Regions from separate parts of the Homo sapiens genome. Here region 1 is linked to region 2. A link is a loop called in an ENCODE intact Hi-C map of the cell type or tissue named here. Cell type or tissue: PC-3. All regions are shown on one strand.

Region 1 (8,000 bases), 200 kb after region 2:
TGAGCATCTTATATATTTTTGGCATTGTTACAGATGCATATATTGCCCCTAATAATCACAACAGCCCTACAGGCAGGAATTACACTCATGGTATAGCTGTAGATATGGAAAGCTCAGAGTCAGAGAAGTTACTAACTTGACAAGATCTCACAGTCCTGAGTAGAAACCTGAATTTCTTGAGGGCAGAGGCTATAATAGCCTATATTATATAATATTGTAATAAACTATATTTAGAAATATATTTAATATAAACTTATTATAATCCATTATAGTGAAATGTTTATAATCTAACAACATATTCATATATTATATAAACTATATTATATAATAATAAAACCTTTTCATTTTCTTTTTAATCTCGGAATTTAAAAAATTCAAAGCACCATATATTATATATTATATATAAACTTATTTTATTATAATCTATTATAAAATGTTTATAATCCATCATAATACAATGTTTATTATATAAACTACTATGTAATAACATAATAAAAGCTTTTCATTTTTATTAATGCCAGAATAAAAAAACATCAGACAAAGTAGTGGCTGGCTTTATAATGACAAACAGTCTAAGTCAGAGGAAAGCTATAGCCTGTAGAATGACATTCATATTCCTTAAACAGCTTCCATATCAAAGTGTCAGGTTCTTCCTGTTTATGTTTGTGAGCTCTAATTCTCCTTAATATACCTTGGTCCTATCATTTCTTACCGCTTTTACAAAGAAAATGCATGCAGTTAATGAGATTCTCTCCATAGGAGCACTGTGATCATTTAATGAAAGAATGTCTGTGGAATGCCTGCCACAGAGCCTGACAAAGAGTAGACCCTCTATAAGAAACAGTCAATACAGCATAATGGCTAAGACAGTGGGCCGCATAATCAGCTTACCTCTACTCCTTAATGCTGTGTGACTTTGGCTAAGTCACTCAACCTCTCTGAACCTCAGCCTTCTCACAGGTAAAAATGTGGCTGCTAATAATACTACCTATATCATGAAGTTCCTATGAATCCAATTGGATAATGCATGTAAGCACTTAGCCTGATTTAGTAAGCCATCAATAAATAGTAGCTTTCAGCTGTTATCTTGCCTCCTCCCCAGGAAAGCAAAATTGCAATAAAAGTGTTATAGTGAAAAAAGAAATCAGTGTCTGCTTTTCATCCACTGCATTTATATAGACACCAGGCTTTTTTGCGAAAAGCGCACTGGTTTATCATCTGAACAGAAAGAGAGCAAACCATGGGATTTGGGAGCTCAGAGAGAACATTAGCTGAAATCTAGCTCGATCTGGCCAAGTTCAGAGATAAGATAGAGGTTCATAGAAGAAAATCGACTTCCCAATGCTGCAAAGCTTATTTAAGGCAAACCCAAGAGTAGATTCCAACCTCTCCTTTATAATCCCATGCTCGTTCAACTACGACAAAATGTACACATTTTTGGAGGTCAGTTCAATACCTTCTCATGTGTTAGAAATTCTAAAATAAATTGCTAGTCACATTGTTCCCAAATGTCTAAGTGATTATATTAATTTAAATAAACTATCTATGGCTCAGTTTTCTAAAATTCAAGTAAAAGGGAATTTATATACTACTAAACACGTTTCTAAATTACCTAAAATGGATTAAGATAAAAATATGAATACTCTCACTGAGTTAAAGTTTTTAAGATTAAGTGAGTTTCATACAACCACTCAAATTCAGAAAGCAATGAACATTGATTAAAATAAGGATTGTCAACAAAAACTTTGAAAAATAAAGTGAGGATATTAAAATTGAGTCAGGGGTGCTTTTTGCCTTCAGGGAGATCCCATCTGCCAGTTCCCTGATAGGACAGACCACGGAAGCGCTTCTCTAGCAGCTGTATCTTCAGCTGTATCACCTGGGAGCTAATTGTTTAAACTGTTTGAATATGCTGAGTATGCTCATTTATTGGGTAACTATTGATCAAAACTTCCTTTACTCCAGGCATGGTGGTAGGAGTGGGAACTGAAATAATACAATAAAATAAGGTCCCTGTCTTCAAGAATCTTTGGATACAATAGGAGAAGCAGACAAGTGATTAAGAAGCTGCAATCCAGGATAACGGATATCAGTAGTTAACGCTTAGGATAATCAAAATCAATAGCTAACATTTATGAAACACATACTATGTGCCCAGCAATATACTAAACACTTTCAAGTTGTTTCACAAAACCCTCTCAGAGGGCTGCTATGATTAGCTTCAGGAAACTGATGCCAGGAATCTGCCCAAGGCCACCGAGCCAAAAAGCAGGACTCAAACCTGTCAGCTGAGCCCACGTCCCGTCTGTAAGTGACAGTTGCTCCATGAGTGATTGACGGGGAACATATAACATGCAACGGCACCCCCAGGAGAGGCTCCTAACCCAGGCTTGGTGGATCAGTGCCCATTTCCTAGAGGGCCCCCGAGCCTTGAAACCTGAGGTGAATTGGGATCATGCTGGTTGGAGGAGGGTAAGAAAGACCTTTCAAGTAGGCAAGTGAGTGAAAGAGGACTCGCCTTACCACTGTCCTAAGGATTGTTATGTGGCCTTCAAGTCCCTTCTTGGTTTGGCCCAGCCTCAACTCTTTACCATTGTCTACTCATAGGCTTCTGAAAAGTTAAATGAAAAGTTTAACATTTTTCAGTTTATTTAAAGGACCAAGTTTGCTTTCCCTGCTGGGTCTCTGGGCATGCCACTCCTCTGCCTAGATTATAGCTACTCCTGGGTAATGCTTCGTCATTCTGCAGGTCTCAGCTTACATATTGTTTCCTTTAGGGAATCTTCCATGAGTTCTCTCCAGGCCCTCCCCAAACTGGCTTTTGGGTCCCTACTATGCACCCTGTGGCCCCCTCTATTTTTGTCATCGCAGTAGTAAGTATGCTAATAAATCCACCTTCAAACATCTGCCTTCTCTATGAGACTCCATAACCTCCATTAGCAAGGTTTGTTTTATTCATCACTGTATTACCAAAGCGTGGCACAATGCCAGGCACATAGTAGGTGCTCAATAATTATTTGTAGAATGACTGAAAAGATCTAAGTGTATGGAGTAACATCCCCATCTTGTGGCCTTTTGGAAGACGCCGGGTAAATCTTAATCCGCTGTTGCATTTTCAATACCAAAAGCACAGGTGGACTTTCAAGATCCTTACTCCATGCACTGGATAACATTAAAATAAAAATGGGATCCTATCTCCAAGTTCAATGTTTCCCATGGTTAGTTAACACAAAGCAGGAGAAATAGTTGGAAGGGAATCAACCTGAATATATGGCTCTAAACAGAAGTGAGGCACTTAAACCAGACAAGCCAGTTGCCTTGTCTACTTCCATTATGGAGCAAAGGATTTTATTTAGGTTTACCATCTGGAGGGTCATTTTCCAGGTATATATTTCCTCATGGCCTGAATCATTCTCAGTTGGATTTACAGCCTACTTCCAATCATAGAGCTCAGATGGAAGGAGAAAGCAGATAGTTTGGAGAGGAAGCACCCAGCTAGTGGCCGGGCATGGTGGCTCACGCCTTTAATCCCACAACTTTGGGAGGCCAAGGCAGGTGGATCACCCGAGGTCAGAAGTTTGAGACCAGCTTGGCCAATGTGGTGAAACCCCGTCTCCAATAAAAATACAAAAAATTAGCCAGGCGTGGTGGCGCATGCCTGTAATCCCAGCTACACAGGAGGCTGAGGCAGGAGAATCGCTGGAACCTGGAAGGCGGAGCTTGCAGTTAGCCGAGACTGCACCACTGCACTCCAGCCTGGATAACAGAGTGAGACTCTGTCCCAAAAAACAACAACAAAAAAACAAACAAAAAGAAGCACCCATCTAGTTAGTGGCATTGCTGGGCCAGTGTCCCCATCACGCTGCCTCTGCTGTCACAGTTGAGTTTGTTAATAATTGAGCTATGATTAGTGTGTGGTAGAATAGAATGATGGCATGTTGTTATTTAGCTCATTTCATTATGGAATAATCATAATTAGCATGCAACTTCTCTCTTTATGTGTGGTCCAGAAGAGGATGATGGCGCATAAATTAAAGTTATTCCCAAAGTAGGATGCTTTGAAAATGTTGCAGAGAAAGAGCAATAACATTAAAGTTTTATAGAGAGATTAGAATTTGAGTGAAAATTTTTATATACAAAAGCATTAAATTTTGATGGACAAGTCTATTCATCCCCAAAATAATAATCTACAACTTCAGAATCTTAGACTATTTAAAGAGGAAAGATGCTTAAAGGAAGACTGCCTCTGATTAAAATGAATAAACATTTTTAAAGGACTTTGACCGCCTCAAAGTAATTATTTCAGGCAGTTACCGGAGCATTTCCTGTGAGCCATGAACTGAGCACATCACATAGACTATCCTATTTACCCTCATCATCAACAACAGGGGCCTGGTCTAAAGATGAGGAGATGGAGCAAAAGAGGGTGAAGGGTCTTGTTCAAAGTCTCATCATGAGTAAACAGTGGACCCAAGATTCAAGGCACCAGAATCTAGAGTGCCTGCTTTCATGTCCCTTTGCAAAACCAAAAGTTAAACATATCCTCTCTCTGTCAGTTTGTTACCCTAAAACGTTTTAAAGATGTATCAAAGTTATGATCTCACTTCTCAGACACTCCATGGATGTCTTCTCTGTCCCTTTGCCCAACAGAAATTTCTGGTATAATAATAAGCCACAGTGAAGTCAAAACAGCAGAGTATTTGGAGTTGAAAAACAGGCGCTTTGAAATAGTTTAATCTTCCACTTTATCAGGTCACTTAATCTTCCTCGAACTTTTCTAAATCTGTAAAATGGGTGCAACATCTATTTCACACAGTTGTTGAATTTCATGAAATAATATCTTTAAAAAGGCCTGGGACATGAGGGTTGCTCGAACATTTGTTGGTTCTGACTCAATGACTGTCCCTGGGCTCCACAACCCCCTCTAAACTTGGCAATGCCTCCTCCACCCCATTGTATATAAGCCTGGAGGTGTAGAGTTGGTCACTGAGACATTGGATTGATAGGATAAATTTCTTTGCTAATATTTGAAACATTCTCGAGGACCCTATTAGGTTCATAGAAATCTTTTCCCTCAATTTTGTCTCCTAAACAAACCAAATCTAGCCCTTTCTAGTCACAGGCCTAGGTTGTTTAGCCCAACTTTAAAAGTTAATTGGCTCTTTCAGTCATCACTGAATGTAGAGGAAACATACAAGCCCAAATGAAAACATTCTTCATTTATTTTTCAGAGAGAAACAATCACCAATGATTCACTCATTCATTCAACACCCTGCAAACATTCAAACATTTACTGAGTGCCTACCATGTATTTTGGGGGGGGGGGTTTGGTTTCTTTCTTTTTTTGTTCTGTTTTGTTTTTCATTTTGTTGTTTGTTTGTTATTGAGAGGTAGTTTCACTCTTGTTGCCCAGCCTGGAGTACAGTGGTGCCATCTCAGCTCACCGCAACCTCCACCTCCTGGGTTCAAGCGATTCTCCATCCTCAGCCTCCCGAGTAGCTGGTATTACAGGCGTGTGCCACCAGGCCCGGCTAATTTTGTATTTTTAGTAGAGACGGGGTTTCTCCATGTTGGTCAGGCTGGTCTCGAACTCCCGACCTCAGGTGATCCGCCCGCCTTGGCCTCCCAAAGTGCTGGGATTACAGGCGTGAGCCACCGCACCTGGCCGTTTATTTTTAATAAAATATAATGCCAAATGTTCAGAATATTTGGAGACTGGTAAAGTTCATATAAGTTGTAAATATTTTTACTACCTCTTTCAATCATTTCTCAAGAATTAAATTCCAAGAGTGATGAGTTTACACTGTATGTGAATAGCACAGACGTGTCTGAACTCTCCACGCTGACGACCTTCCAGCACTAATAAGGCCTTCTCCCCTCCAGTGCCTTTGGTAATGGGCATCTCCCTTTCCAATTCAGCCACTTACATCGTATTTAAGATTATGAATAAGCTTTCATTACCACACACTCTGCCCTTTGTCACAGCCAGGGACATGAAGTCGAACAAACAAGTAGATATTAGGCAAGAGTTCTCTTATCTCTTGCCACAAAGATAAAAGAAAAAAAATTGAAGAAACAAATGAAACCTCCTGTCTGAACGTTAATAAAATGATTAAGAACCAAAGGACTTTGAAATACTATTGTAAATACTGACTACTACTAAATACTACTTGGTACAAGCAGGTATGCTTTAAGAACTCTAACTGAACCAGTCTCTAACTGAACCAAAATCTTAAATGTTTTGCTTTTACTAATCTGTAAAATAGTGGGGATACCGGCCCTTCTGCTCATCCAGAGGTCAGGGAGACTGAGTGGCACAGCTGCCATGCCAAGTGAAGAGAATGGCCCCAATGTTACATAAATGTTACTACATGGTTTAGGCTCCAGAAATCTCTTCTGCCTTCTATATTGTTTGTTTTCAGAGAATGGGAGAGGCGATAATGCAAGGTAAAGGGATATGGTGAGCAGAATAATGGCCTACAGAGATGTCCACGTCTTGCTCCCTGGAACCTGTGAATATGTCACCCTACATGATGAGAGGAACTGTGCAGATGTGATTAAATGAAGCATCTGGAAGTGGGAGATTATCCCGGATTAGCTGGCTGTGGCCAATGTCATCACAAGGGTAGTTGGAAGAGGGCAGCAGGAGGGCAGCAGAGTCAGGAGGTGGGATGATAAAAGCAAGAAGTTGGAGGGATACGAGGAAGGGATCATTAACCAACGATTGCAAAAGGCCTCTGGAAGCTGGAAAAGGCACAGACACGGATTCTTCCCTGGAGCTTCTGGGAGCAACCAGCCCTGCTGACACCTTGACTTTAGCCCAGTGAGAATGACTGCAGACTCTGAGCTCCAGAACAGTAAGAGGATAAATGTGGGTTGTTTTGAGCCACTTGATTTATGGTTATTTGTTATGGCAGCTATGTAAAACTAATACAAGTACGAAGCTGTGTTCTCTAGTTACAAAGACCAAAGGACTGAAAATCAGAACACTTCGGTTCCAATTTTGTCTCTGACATTACTAGCTGTGTGATTTTAAATAAGTCACACTGCCTCTCTGGGCCTTGATTTACCATATACCAGAGGGCTCCACTAGTTCACTCTTTAGTGCCTTCTAACTCTGAGGGTCTACAGGGGACACAGTGTGAAAAGCACAGAGACACTTAAATCAATATCCTCCTTGTCCTCCTGATGATATTCTCAATTTTAATTTATATTCTCCTTCGCCTATTATACCTCAAGCAATGATAAAGCCAGATAATAAACTCCAGACATTGGTACTGAAGACATAGAGGCATATTAAATGCATTTATAAGTCCTGGGATCTGTTTGACTAGTATACAAGATTTTTTTGGAAAAACAAAACAAAACAGAACAAACAAACAAAAACAATGGTCCTACCTTAGGTAGGTTTATTTTAGAGAAAGACCTTAGTTCTAGCCAGACATATGGGCCGGCTGTTCCATTGCACCCACTGAGTGTTTATCTTCTCCACTCCTGTGCAATAATTTTAATAAAAGTCCTGCAGCAGCCTTCACCCCAGGTGGTGAGCCAGCCCCACCTGTCTCTCTTCCTGACAGACTGTTGAACATGGATGCCTTCCAGAGACAAAAAGTCATTATTCTGCCTTCTCAACCTTTCTGTTTTTGCTCCAGGTGGCTGTTGCAAAATGTTGTATATTTAGAAACATGATGTCAGCTATTTCTTATTTTGCCATCATTGAGATGTCATGTGCCTTGAATTTTCCAACAAAATAGATCACTTTTCACACCTGTCCCCATTCTGTACACACCAGAGAAAATTAAATGGATTAAAGGGATCCTGCCAATTTATGTTTCATTTCTTCTGAATAAACAAGCCCACCCAGGCACCTGGCACTGGAAGTGAGCTGAAGACAACCAGGCAATGCTTTGCCCTTCACCAGTTCCATGCAAATGATTTTTTATGAAGCTGAGCTGTTCATTGCTTTCAATCTGTCAGATTTTATGAGGATTTTCACCAAA
Region 2 (8,000 bases):
CACCTCTTTTACACCAAAAGGTCTGCAGGGTGTGGTAACTGTTTCTTTTTTGCCATTTTGAGGTGGAAGAGGGTGCATGTGATGAAGCCAATAATTCAGGACTTAATTCAGTTTTACATTGTGGTTTTTGGTCCTTGGACCAGAGTAGGAAATAGCTACCGGGAGCTCCAGCTATAAGTTTGGAAGAGGCTGTGTGATTGTAATAACATGGTGACAACACTCAGAATCTAAATTGGACTTCTGTTGTATTCTCACCACTCTATTTTTTAGCAGTTTAATGAACACACTTTATATTCTTCCATTTTGTGTGGAATTAGAACCTTCCCTTCAAATACTGTAATTAACATCACTTAAAATAAAATTTGAAGAGAATACTGAAACCTCATCCTTCTATTGTCTTTATTAATTAAATGTAAATAAACAGGAAAAAAACAAATAGGCAAATTCTACTATCTAATTTATTCATTTAGTTTCACATACAGACTTAAAAGAGTAAGTTTATATTAATTTAGCAACATTGCATTTGAAACAATTTTATTCGAATGCCTCATTCGCATCTTGTCTTTATTGCTTTCACCATTGCTTGACTCACTTTTCGAACAGGGTCCAGGGCCCATGTCTTTCTTACAGTCTAAATTGATCGAGAGATGGTTCTTTTCCATTTGTGTGGAGGCCGTCAATGAATACCTCATCTCAAGCCACAAGAAGCCAATTTGTGTATATTTTTTTAGAAAATTGTTTTGTGTGTCTTATAGGTATTTATTTGCAACCTCTACATTATCATTTACTGTATTCCTCCTAAAAGTAATCTTTGAAACTTTAAGCCTTCCTTATATTCAACATTTGAAATTGCATGATCATATACACAGGGGTACAAGTGAAATGTTACAATTTAAATTGTGTTTAAAATAATTTAAACTTAAACTATGCTAAATTTTTGTCTTAAAAAATTTTATCAGCTGACCTTAAAAAATTTTCAAAATTAGCATTGTTTAAGGTATTTTCAGGCAAATGTGTCTTTCCCAAATATATCTTTATTATTCAAAATTAAGTATTAATAATAAAGCCCATACCATGTAATATCAAAGTCCCTCTTCTCTAAGTGATAATTGTTTAAGAAAAAATGATAAACTCACCTTATAGTCAGACATATATGGCAACTATTTTACTAGTGCAAAACTAACCTCAGAACCCAAGAGTTCAGAAGGGATTCATATAACTATTAATGATTCCAAATTATGTCTTACCTTCACAGCATAATGAAATTGGCCACAGCATAATAATAAGTTTCTCTTCCTCCTGTCTCCATATTCGTCTCTCCTCACTTGCCTATGCTTGATTTCTACTCATAATTCAATTCTAGAGCAATTTATATCACTTGCTGGGCCTGTTGCAAGCCCCAAATTAATTACAACTTGGTAGTTTGGGGTCATCTCAACATAGCCCTTCTCTAAGGGAGTGGTTCACAAATGAGGGAGAACCTAATTTCATGTGACTAAAAAAAGTAAACTTGCATCAACAAATTCAGTACCCTTTGAGCATATCACTTGCAATTTAATAAAAGTACATTCAGGGGGTCTTCATTAAATGCTGGCATTCTTTGAGTGATTTTACCTAATAATATTAGCTGACATTCCCGGTGGTGCTGTTTTTCTGAATTATGTGTGAGCTCTTCCAATTCCTAATAAAAATGTCCTTCTATGCTGCTCATTTCCACATTCATATTTCCAGCCCTGATTCTCACCCAAGCTCCACTCCAACCTGCTCCTTAGAAATCATTTCAAACCTAGGATGTTCCACCATCACCTCAAACCCAACATGCACAACGATGAATTTATTTTATTGCTTGTCTGAAGAGTTTTCTAAAAGTTTTGGGTCATTCACCACGGGAAAGAGGGAATGAAAGTTACACTTAATATAGGATGTATGGGTCTATATAAATTAATTGACATAGTGGTCAGAAAACCCTGGCCATAAAATAGTTCCACTTCCTTGTATTACTAATTTTGCACACCCGAGCAAGATTTTATAAGTTGTGCTAATAATAAGTACATGTTTTTCTCTGCCTGGGTTTTGTGTATCAAGTGAGAAGTAAACACCTCCTGCTGCTTCTGCTGTAATTCCCTCTGAGTAAGCACTGCTGTGTTGTGTGTGTACATGTGTGTGTTTGTGTATATGTGTGTGTATGTTTGTGTGTGTATGTGTGCATGTATGTGTATGTATATGTACCTGTGTCTGCATAGGTGTGTATTTGTGTGTGTGTGTTTTTGTGTGTTTCCATGTGTACATATGTGTTTATATGTTTGCATGTGTGTATGTGCACATGCGAATTTGTGTGCTTGTGTTTGAATGTGCACATGTGTATTTGTATATGTGTGAATGTGTGTGCAGTGCACACTGTAAGAAGATTAAACCTGGGTCACAAAGTGGAAACCTTACAGTTGGCCTGTCTCCTTTTTGCCGTCAGCTGGAGCTCTGCCCTTGTAACTTTCAAGTCATTTTCAGGGTGGGTCATTCACATGGTGTCCACCACCAGCCCCTTCAGTCCAGAGTGGGGAATGTCTTGATTGAGACCATTTGCCTTGAAATCAAAGGAACATAATAAGGAAAATAGGATGTTGGTTCCAATTTTTGTTTTCTTGTCTACCACATCCAATAAAGAGACACCTTTTGTTTTAGTTTATATAAAAACATCTCTTTAGAGAGCTCAATCTGCTCAAACAATATGGGTTAGAGAAAAGAAGCTGTTTCCCATTTCTACAAACAACTCAGAGACCAGGTACAACATTCTCCTGATAGATCTCCATACACACACACACACACACACACACACATGCTCACACACATTCACATTCACAGACACATATATTCAGTCACACATTCCCACCCACCCACACACTCACATACACATGCTTATTCACACACACACACTAACATCCACACTTACATACACATATACACATTCATGCCCACACACACACACACATACTCACATACACATACCTTCACACATGTGCACTCATATACACACATATTCACACATATCCATGCCCACACACACTCACACATACTCACATACACATACCTTCACACATGTGCACTCATATACACACATATTCACACATATCCATGCCCACACACACTCACACATAGATACACACACTCATTCACACATATACACACATTGATGCACACACACACACACATTCACACCCACACTCACACTTGCACACTGCCCCACACACAATCAAATACACATCTGCACTCACACACCTACTGTCACACACACCCAGAAGCACCCACACAGCCTTTTCCCCTTCTCACCAGTCATATTTGTTCCTCATCTTTCAAGGAACAGGGCCCAATTACTCTCTCTGGTTCTTTTACAGTGTCTGGCCTGTCAGCTCGTCCTCTCCATCCCCACAGCTGTCTCTTCATTTCAGTGCATCTCCTGACACCCGAGTGACTCACAACTTCCTCCTAATGAATCTCCCTGGCCCCAGAATCTTTACTCTAGTCCACCTTGTCCTGGCACCAGATCCATCTTCTTGATCACAACATTTTCTTACTCCAGCAGGTGCCACCTCATTGATGATCAACAAGTCAGGCACATTTAAACATCATTCAATGAGGAAGGAGAGATTGCGAATGATTCTGGGTGGCTTGGCTGCCTATTCATATGGGGATAGGGGAATTGACGTCTCAGCCTGTCTCTTAGACTCAATAGCCTTGTCAGCAATCTCCAGAAACATAACCATCTTGCACAGGCCCTCATGGTATATTTCTATTTTTGTGCATGTCCTACCTTCCTAAAAATATCATAAGCTTTCTGAGGATAGGGACGGTGCTGAAGCTGTAAGTTCATCCTCCACAGTGGCTGTCAGATACCTTCCCGTGCGAGTGACTCCCAGCACGACCTCCATGACCTCTGTGATCTTGGGCAAGTCATATGAGTTCTCTGAGCCCCACTTCTCTTTTATATAAATGAGACAAAGAATACCTGCCTCAAAATGGTCTTGAGAATCATATTAGCCAATGCAGCTAAAAGGCTCACCACAGTACCTGGCACACAGTAGGTATTGAATAAACCATAGCAATGACAATTATTTGCTCAGTGGAATGCAGATCATCAACTAAAATCCTTTGGAGAAATGTCATGCAAGCATTTGCTGCTCTGAAACTCTGCCTAAGATACAAGGAGGCAGGTGTCACAAACAACAAAGTCTCCAAAACCAATTGCCACAGCCAGAGTTTTATCCAGGACTTGGATTTTGAATGGCAATGTTTATAAACAAAGTAGCTGGTTTTCAGGAAACCCCCAAACTCTCCCAGAGATCAGCAGCACCATTCCTTCCCACAAGAGACAACCAAACAGAAAATGAGCTATGTGTGCAATTTTATGTGCCCCTATCTCAGGCATTGAAATAAGCCCATCTCGAAATGCAGCTCAATCTCTCTCAGCTGTCTTCTCTCTGAAAAGCGTCCTGGCATTGAGCCACTCTCCAGCTCCCATGGACAAAAATGAAGCTCTACACCTTCGTGGTAAACCATTCATGTCCCCAGAAAGGAATGGATGGTTTCAGTCTCCCCCTTTCCGCATTTTAAAAGGTCATTTTAAAAGTTATTGCTTCTTTGCTACCACTAGATGGTACTAGCCAGCTGCTTGTCATGTATATATTTTTTTATTTTGTGTTTTGTTTACTGCCTCTGAGCATTAATCCAAGAAGGCTGATTACAACAACATGCTTTGCAGAAATGGTACTTTGAGAGACCTTGGGCAGTCATCAGAAAGTAACTTAGCTGCCATTTGTTAACTATGTTACCACTTCCCCTTGATATTTATTTATATAAAGTTCCTCTTTGCCCCATCCTGGATAAAGGAAATATTTAGTGTCATACAGATTATTCATACCACACTTGTCCACATTTGGGACCTTAGGAAGGCCTGAGAGAGATGTGGAATGCAATGACTGAATTGAAGGCAGCCAGAATAAACATTGGCTTTTCCACTCTCCTCAGGAGTCATGTCTTGCTGCCCTTTACTGAGGGTACCTCAATACCTCTGAGGGTATCTCAGTCCTCTTGCTTCAGACTCCCAGGAGACCCCCAATGCCTTAGGTTTTCCATACAGATACTTGGATCATCTTTCTCTTTTCTAGAATGGAAAGACAGCAGTGGATATTAGAAAAAGTCATGGGACGTGCTGAGAGAGACTGGGGAGTATGGCCCGGCACCAGATCTCTTTCTTCGCCACTCTGGCTTAAGACAATTGAAGGGCAGACTTCTCCTTGACCCCCCAAGCTCTCAAGACATTAGGTGTCACTAAATCCATACTCACAGGAGATGAATGGATTGTCAAGAGTGGGGAAAGAGTACTTGACTTTGCAATCTGTAGTCAGGCTATGAGAATAAGTGAGAAAGCACTGTAGCAGTACTATGCTAAGCCAAGATTAGTCATGAATAGTCATTTGGAGATGGTTATCAATGAAAGATTAAAAGATTCATGCAAAATTTTAGTTAAACTGAAGGGATGTTTAGCTATGATCCAGACCTCATTTTAATTACAATGCAACCTCTGTTTAAATATGGGCAGTTGGAACAATTGCTTAATCTTTCTGAGCCTCAGTCTTCTCATCTGGAAAAAATAATACTTTCTGCGAAATTATTGAAAAGACCAAGAAAAATAATGGCTGTAAAGCTCCTGACATTTAGCAGGAATTTGCCAAATGTCCCTCTCTCCTCCAAGTAGCTACAATGGAAAGTAGCCCCGCCCCACCCCACCCCCCAGCATCTTCACCCATACCTTTTCCTAGAGTAGAGGCTAAATTCCCAGGAACTAGCCCCCAGACACTGAAATTATTGTGAAATGCAGGAAAACCCATAATGCCAAATCTTTGATTTCCCCTGCCAATAGCAATGGCTTCCACACCTTCTATTCATATGCCAGTCACGTTGAAAAGAGGCACCTTCTAATCTTGGAAGAGTTTACCAGCAGTGAGACAGGTATATTTTTTCATCTGTTATCATAAGGAAAATACTTTTATTTCCTTAAACAGAATTTTTCTATTGAAAAGAGAAACAATTTTGCTTCATTGCTTTTTTTTCCAAAAGTAGTTCCTAATGCCCAGTGTGACAAATCAAAGAGACACTGTGAAATGATGGTATAATCTTTTCTGTCTACATTGAAGGAAAGTATAGTGAAATTACCGGGTAATTCCATACAAATAATTGCTACAGAAACACAGCATGACATTAAGCTAACATATAAAAAAAGGATATTTCATCTCTAGGTATAGAGAACAATAGATTTAAAAAGCAATAATTTGAGTTGACTATTACACACTCTCAATATATAGAGATTCAGGAAAAGCTATTAAATAGCAACCTTACTACCATGTACCAAGCAAGTAGCCAGAGTGAGTAGATTCTCATGTTGGAGCAAGAAATTTAAAAATCTTCTGCTTATCATTAAAAATTATAGTCATCTCAATGTTAGTAGCATCTACAGAAACACAAAAGGAAAAAAGAAAGCTAAAGAGGAAGACTATATGGGCAGGAAGTAGAAAGAATAACATCTATTGTACTACAGTGTCTGCTTTGCGCTTTTAAATGACTCAAATCCTTTGGAGTGTTTTATTTAAAAAACATCAAAGTTAGAATAAAAACTTTGGTAGAATTGGTAATAATCTAGTATTGTGTTGGAAATAATTCTAAAGCCATTTTGGGGTTCTGTATCAAAGACAGCCAAAATCAATTAGTAATTTCTGCCATGCATGCCATAGGCACAATTGAATAGTTTAGAATCTCCCCAGTGTACCTCTAGTATCAGATATCTGGGAGAAATTAGAAGATCACCACACATGCCCAGGAAAAGGCACGGGGTCACAGAAGCGCTAGAAAACTTTAAGTGTACACTTCAGGCTTATCCTCAGTACAGAGACAGCCTGTAACAGTGTACACACACACACACACACACACACACATAACCAAGAATGGTGAAGTAGGAGAATGTAATTTCCAGAATTACCAAACTATTAGATTCAAATATCCAGTTTTCGACAAAAAATAACAAGTCACACCAAGAAACAGGAAAGTATGACCCATTCAAAGAAAAAATATATCAACAGAAATTGTCCCTGAAAACAACCTGATAAAAGTTATACTAGCAAAAGAGTTTTAAAAAACCATATTAAAGATATGGAGAAAGTCCAGAAAATAATGTACGAACAAAATGGAAATACCAGTAAAGAGATAGATAGTCTAAAAAGACAAAATATTTCTGGAGCTGAAAAGCACAATAATAAAAATGAAAAATTTACTAGAGGGATTCAAAAGCAGATTTGAGTGGGTGAAAGAAAGAAGTGATAAACTTAATGATAGGACAATGGAAATGATCAAATCTGAGAAGTAGAAAAAAGATTGAATAAAAGTAAACAGAGCTTAAGGAACCCATGGGATAACATCAAGCAATCCAACACACACATTTTGGAAGTCTCAGAAGAAGAGAGAGAAAAAGATAGATAAATTGTTTGAAACAAATGATAGTCAAAACTTAACTCAAGTTTGATGAAAGACACAAATAGAAACATTCACGATATTCAATAAACTCCAAATAGAAGGAACTCAAAGAAATCAACACTGAAACACATTTTAATCAAACTGTTGAAAGCCAAAAGCAAATAATCTTAAAAGTAGCAAGAGAGAAGTGATTCATCACATACAAGGAATTTTCTATAATATTATTAGCATATGATCATCAGAAACTCTGTGGGTCAGAGTGGGCTAATGTATTCAAATAGCAAAGGGAAAAAGAAAACCAGTCAATATTTTGTGAATTATACTTGTCTCACAAGATATGCTAAAGGGAGTCTGGCAGGTTAAAATAAAAGGACACTAGACAGTAATTTGAAGCTATATGAATACATAAATATCCAGTAAAGGTAAATACATAAAAAATTGTAAAAGGTAGTATTATTGTAACAATAGTGTGTAACTCTACT

What was found. A loop is a pair of places that touch in the nucleus more often than their neighbours do. Peaks named below come from ENCODE experiments on the same cell type or tissue, not always from the same donor. Only the 100,000 strongest peaks of a DNase experiment are listed, where the experiment ranks them.
Region 1: a loop joins it to region 2, with 5 times the contacts of the local background. A loop is called at or near these places in 6 of 110 quality-filtered maps.

The regions. Positions count from the first base shown.
Region 1 is chr13:33,870,119-33,878,118 of GRCh38, reverse strand. It overlaps a transcript of RFC3 not described here. Among named protein-coding and RNA genes, the nearest start is that of RFC3, 56 kb to the right of the region's middle. In PC-3, a CTCF peak has its summit at 3,056 (motif pointing left); no DNase peak of the experiment used is centred here.
Region 2 is chr13:34,073,954-34,081,953 of GRCh38, reverse strand. It overlaps LOC124903153 (a long non-coding RNA gene), which reads right to left. Exons shown (of 2, transcript XR_007063754.1): 2 at 441-2,581. Among named protein-coding and RNA genes, the nearest start is that of RFC3, 260 kb to the right of the region's middle. In PC-3, CTCF peaks have their summits at 4,445 and 4,646 (motif pointing right); no DNase peak of the experiment used is centred here; H3K27ac peaks cover 1,274 bases.